2 separate regions of the Homo sapiens genome follow, and region 2 is linked to region 1. A link is an interaction called in ENCODE POLR2A ChIA-PET data of the cell type or tissue named here. Cell type or tissue: OCI-LY7. All regions are shown on one strand. Each heading gives the region's core, and the rest is flanking DNA. Links, peaks and the distances in the headings are about the cores only.

What was found. Peaks named below come from ENCODE experiments on the same cell type or tissue, not always from the same donor. Only the 100,000 strongest peaks of a DNase experiment are listed, where the experiment ranks them.
Region 2: POLR2A ChIA-PET joins it to region 1 with 5 read pairs; 1 of 35 experiments calls an interaction of 5 or more read pairs at or near these places.

Annotation. Positions count from the first base shown.
Region 1 is chr7:76,107,920-76,110,842 of GRCh38, forward strand. It overlaps the pseudogene GTF2IP7. Among named protein-coding and RNA genes, the nearest start is that of MDH2, 61 kb to the left of the region's middle. In OCI-LY7, for the core only: no CTCF peak of the experiment used is centred there; a DNase peak (open chromatin) is centred at 1,212.
Region 2 is chr7:77,741,557-77,744,479 of GRCh38, forward strand. All of the region lies in intron 2 of RSBN1L (round spermatid basic protein 1 like), which reads left to right. Among named protein-coding and RNA genes, the nearest start is that of RSBN1L, 47 kb to the left of the region's middle. In OCI-LY7, for the core only: no CTCF peak of the experiment used is centred there; no DNase peak of the experiment used is centred there; H3K27ac peaks cover 655 bases.

The DNA of each region.
Region 1 (2,923 bases), core at 257-2,756:
CCCAAACAGCTGGGATCACAGGCCTGCGCCACCATGCCTGGCTAATTTTTGTATTTTTAGTAGAGACGGGGTTTTACCATGTTGTCCAGGCTACTCTTGAACTCCCAGCCTCAAGTGATCCACCCACCTCAGCCTCCCATAGTGCTGGGATTACAGGTATGAGCCACCAGGCCCAGCCGACATCCCCTGCCTTGATACAGATATTCACAGCTTCCTGCTTGAGGAAATGTTAATGGACCAAGAACACAGTCCCCCTATTCCTTGGAGATTTCAGAGATTGAAAACAATCTCAAACACCAAACACAACTTACCAAAAGCTGCCTTGAGGGAGATGGATAGGTGAGGTCACCACATTCCTCGTCTTTCTGACACCACAGAGAAGCTTCCACTCTAAGGAAGCAGAAACATGAGCTGTTGCTTTCTCTTAAGGTTTGAAACTCAGGTGCCTTATTTCCCCCAATGTATTCTTCCATTAGTAGGTAGTAAGTATAAAGCAAAACAAAATAAGCAACTACCTGATCCTCTTTTGAATGGCAAGATCTTTCTTCTCATCATCAGTGAGCCGAGATCGTGCCACCACACTCCAGCCTGGGCAACAGAGCAAGACTCCTTCTCAAAAAAATAACAAGTCAGTGGATGTCATCTTTCCTCATTCCTCCCAGGGGTGCGCATTTTTCAGCATTCCCCAGTCACATCTTTCACTAGCATTGGATTGATGACATTTCCCATAGCACCCAGTCTTCCAGGCTCACTGGGGTTCTGGACAGAACGCATATTTACAGAGATGAGTCATGATGTACTTTTCAATCTGATCCATTATCTTCTCAACCCTTTCTGGAGGCACTGAAATAGCCAAACAGACAGAAAAGCTCAAGAGAGTATATATACTCCTTGTACCGGTAGTAAGTAAGCCACTCCTTGTACTGGCAGTAAGCCTAAAAGTACTCACAGATTATATTAATCCTTCAGGAGAGTAAAATCTATCCATTAATATTATTTCCAATATCCACTGTTGCAGGATTTTTCCTTAGTTCAGCTAAAGATGGGGTCCTTGTCCGTCTCAAGGCCACAAAAATTTAGGCTCGCAGACGGTTTGAATAGTGAGTAAGACAGGGTTTTATTGGGACTCTCACAAGGCCAGAGTCCCTGCTAGAGTGCTTTCCGCCAGCAGCTAGAATACTGGGTTTTACACAGTAAGAAGACGTGCCAGGCTCCTCCCCACTATCAACAGTGCAAACATCCTGAAGTTCCACCCCAGTGCACAGGCCGGTTGGAGTTTTTCCGGGGAGCTCCACCCCACTGCACAGGCCGGTTGGAGTTTTTCCGGGGACCCCTTCCTACCTAGCAGTCTCACCATGACCATCTCATTCTTTTTGCTACATCTACATATTATTAAATAGATTTAATGCATGTTTTGATAATTTACGTATTTTATGGACACTTCTATTTATCTAACCCACTGAACATTTTTGGTGGCTTTATAACATTCCATTATATTAACTGACTTATTCGACTCTCCTCTACCACTGTGCATTTAGGTTGATTCCCCTCTTTCACTGTTGTGCATCATAGCTATAAATAATTTTGTAAGGACTATCTTCTTTTGGGTTACTTCTCTGTGATACATCTCCAAAAGTGGCATTAACCTCTTAATAAGAATAAACAACTTTATAGTGCTAAGTATCTATTGCTAGCCACACTCCTCAGAAACTCAGTGCACACTGTCATTAACCACGTGTATGCGCTTATTTCCCTATGGCCCTTACAACATTGGGCTTGATAATTTGTATTTGATTTTACTGATTTTATATGTAGAACATACGTATGTATTCCTCACTTTCTGCCAAAGAATATTTAAAGTCTATTTAAAAGATAAATGCAGTTCAGCACAACAGACTAGAAAATAAAAAGAATAACAAATAACTGTAATCCCAGTGCTCTGGAAGGCTGCAGCTAGAGGATCGATTGAGCCTAGGAGTTCAAGACCAGCCTGGGCAACATAGTGAGACCCCACCTCCAGTAAAGACAGATAGATAGATAGATAGAGAGAGAGAGAGAGATACATAGATAGACAGACAGATTATGATAGATATTTTAAAAATTCTTTAAAAACTTTAGGCTGGGTGTGGTGGCTCACGCCTGTAATCCCAACACTTTGGGAGGCCAAGGCGGGCAGATCACAAGGTCAGGAGATCGAGACCATCCTGGCTAACATGGTGAAACTCCGTCTATATTAAAAATACAAAAACAAAATTATCTGGGCGTGGTGGCTGGCGCCTGTAGTCCCAGCTACTCAGGAGGCTGAGGCAGGAGAATGGTGTGAACCTGGGAGGCGGAGCTTGCAGTGAGCCGAGACTGCACCACTGCACTCCAGCCTGGGCAACAGAGTGAGACTCCACATCAAAAAAAAAAAAAAAAAAAAATCACACATGGAGAGAGACCTGAAGCAGAGCCACAGATGACAAGACAGAAATGTTCTCCTGGAATATGTCTAAATTAGTCAAGAGTCAGCCCATACATCTGTCTCTAACTAAACTTTTTAGCAACCATCACTAAGATGAAAACAGTCACATAATTCAGGGTTCAAAACATGAAAGCAAACTAATTCTTCAGGTGAAATTCTGACACCAAAATCAGAAATTTCTCCCAAGGGTTCTCACAAGGATGTCACAGTAGAAGAGCATGAATAAGGCCAAGAACAAACCCCCAGAACTGGCTGTCTCAGACCTCATCTACACAGGCCACTGACATCACACGCCAAGCGCCAATACATCCTGTGGAAGCCCACAGCAGTCTGACCGTCTGGCTTAACTCTAAAAGGATGGCAGGACACTTGGGGTCAGAGGCAGTCACCTCATTCCCTCAGTGAAAATGGCCAAGCACTCATGGCACTTTGTGATCACCTTGACTGCAGCCCTAATCA
Region 2 (2,923 bases), core at 143-2,642, 1.6 Mb after region 1:
TGGCAGGCACCTGTAGTCCCAGCTACTCGGGAGGCTGAGGCAGGAGAATGGTGTGAACCCGGGAGGTGGAGCTTGCAGTGAGCCAAGATCGTGCCACTGCACTCCAACCTGAGTGACAGAGCAAGACTCGGTCTCAAAAAAAAAAAAAAAGAAAAGAAAAGAATTATAGATTTAATGTGGACTTTAAATACTCTTTAGTGTAGGAGAAGCAAATTGGTATTTAAAATGGCCTTTTTCCTTATTTTAAAATTTTCTGCATACATATCTACTGCATTTCATATGTAGAGATAGGAAATGAGCGAGAGATTACATAAAGCTCTTAATCTATCTGGTGAATGCTAGTACCCCAGTTTGGTTTCATGTAAAGAATGCATTTTGCCTGTGTCCACTGGGATTCCTAAGGCTACTCCCAGGGCCTGTGATTTGCTGAAAGGATTCACAGGACTCAGCATATGGTTGTACTTATGGCTATGATTTGTTATAGTGAAGGAGGACAGGCATGGTGGCTCACAGCTCTTATCCCAGCATTTTGGGGAGCTGGGGCCGGAGGATTGCTTGAGCCTGGGAGTACGAGACCAGCCTGGGCAACGTGGCAAGAACCCATCTTTAAAAAAAAAAAAAAAAATACACACACACACACACACACACACACACACACACACGGCAAGAATCCATCTTTAAAAAAATATACAGACACACAGTGAAAGGATACAAAGTAAAATCAACAAGAAAAATAGCACTTGGTGCAATTTCTGAAAGAAACTAGGCACAAGTTTCTGAGAGTCCTTTCCCAATGTTGTCACATGTGATGTGCTTAATTCTTGCAGTGGTGAATTGTGACAACACATGTGAAATCTTGTCTGCCAGAGAAGCTCATTAAAAACTCAGTGCCCAGGGTTTTTCTTGGACATTGGTCATATAGGCACCATTTGCCTACCACAAACTAAAATTCCAGACTCCCAGAAGGAAAACAAGTGTTCAGCAAAACCATGTTGTTTAGGCCTGGTGTGGTGGCTCACACCTGTAATCCCAGCACTTTGGGAGGCCGAGGCACGCAGATCACTTGAGGTCAGGAGTTTGAGACCAGCCTGGCCAACGTGGTGAAACCCCGATTCCACTAAAAATACAAAATTAGCCAGGCGTGGTGGTGCATGCCTGTAATTCCAGCTACTCAGTTGGCCGAGGCAGGAGAATCGCTTGAACCCAGGAGGCGGCGGAAGTTGCTGTGAGCCGATTGCACGATTGCACTGCACCCTGGGCGACAGAGTGAGACCCTGTCTTAAACAACAACAACAACAACGAACTATATTGTTTGCACAGTTTTGGCACAGTGAAGACTCTTACTTATGGAATGGGGGGAACCCTCCAAAAATAAGAGTTCCTAGATGCTAGCCGAGAGTCAGCCTTGCAAACAGGACTGAGAATAACAGTCTCAGGCATATTATCTCTTCTGCATACAGTGCTCATTTCAGTATTTAATTACAGAATAGTTTTCCATGGGAATTTTTTTTTTTCGAGACAAGGTCTTACTCTGTTGCCAGTATGGAGTACAGTGGTGTGATCACAGGCCACTGCAGCCTTTACCTCCCCAGGCTCAGGTGATCCTTCTGCCTCAGCCTCCTGAGTAGCTGGGAATACAGGTATTTGCCACCACACTCAGCTAATTTTTGTATTTTTTGTAGAGACAGTGTCTTGCTTTGTTTCCCAGGCTGCTCTGCTGTGAGAATTTAACTCCTTGATGCTCAGTCTAAGAATCTCTTGGCCAGGTGCAGTGGCTCATGCCTGTAATCCCAGCACTTTGGGAGGCCGAGACGGGTGGATAATCTGAGGTCAGGAGTTTGAGACCAGCCTGCGCAACATAGTGAGACCTTGTCTCTATTAAAAAAATAAATAAATAAGTTGGTTTTGTTTTTTTTTTTTTCTAAAGGAATCTCTTAACTGATTTCTTATTGGTTTGCATTTTTCAGTTCCTGTTATAGTACCTTTTGGTTTATCTTCATGCCTATGAAATAGACTAAGTGTTGTCTCTGTTCTATTTCAAACTAATGTGTTCTCCTGGTAATATTTTCTGATTTAACCTTTTTTGGTGTTAGGCATAAGTGTAGGATATTAAATATACTTTCACTCAAATGAAGTTTTATTCATTTTGGCAACAATTGCGTAATTTATGCAGTTCTACATATATTTTCAGTTGTATTTAGGAATGTCATTAATCACACCTTTGCCCTTTAAGCTTTGTTAAATTCTATTTTTTATTGCATTACTGCCTTCTTTCCCTGATTTTTTTTGATTGTTTCATCTTTCATTTTGGTTAGTCCCCTGTTTCACTTATTTTTATTTCATTTTTTTTGTAGAGATGAGGTCTCTCTATGTTCCCCAAGCTGATCTCGAACTCCTGGCCTCAAGTGATCCTCCTGCCTTGGCCTCCCAAAGTGTTGGGATTACAGGCATCAGCCACCATGTCTGGACTGTTTTACTTTTTACATTTATTTTTATTTTATTTTTTTCTCTGTTGCCTTGGCTGGGGTGCAGTGGCATGATCATGGCTCACAGCATCCTCAACCTACTGTGCTCAAGCCATCCTCCTGCCTCAGCCTCCTGAGTAGCTGGGACTACGGGCATGTACCAACATGCCCAGCTAATTAAAAAAAAAAGATTTTGTAGAGACAGGGTCTCACCATGTTGCCTACACTGGTCTGGAACTGCTGTGTGCAAGTGATCCTCCTGCCTTGCCCTCCCAACATGCTGGGATTACAGGTGTGAGCCACCATGCCTGGCCTACTGTTTGACTTTTTTTTAAAAATTAATTTTGTCCTTAAGATACTAATTAACCTAAATATGATATTTTGATAGTTCATACCTAGGTGGCAAGTCTGAATTTGATAACGTTATTCAAGTGTGTGTCTTAGCTGCTTAGAGATAG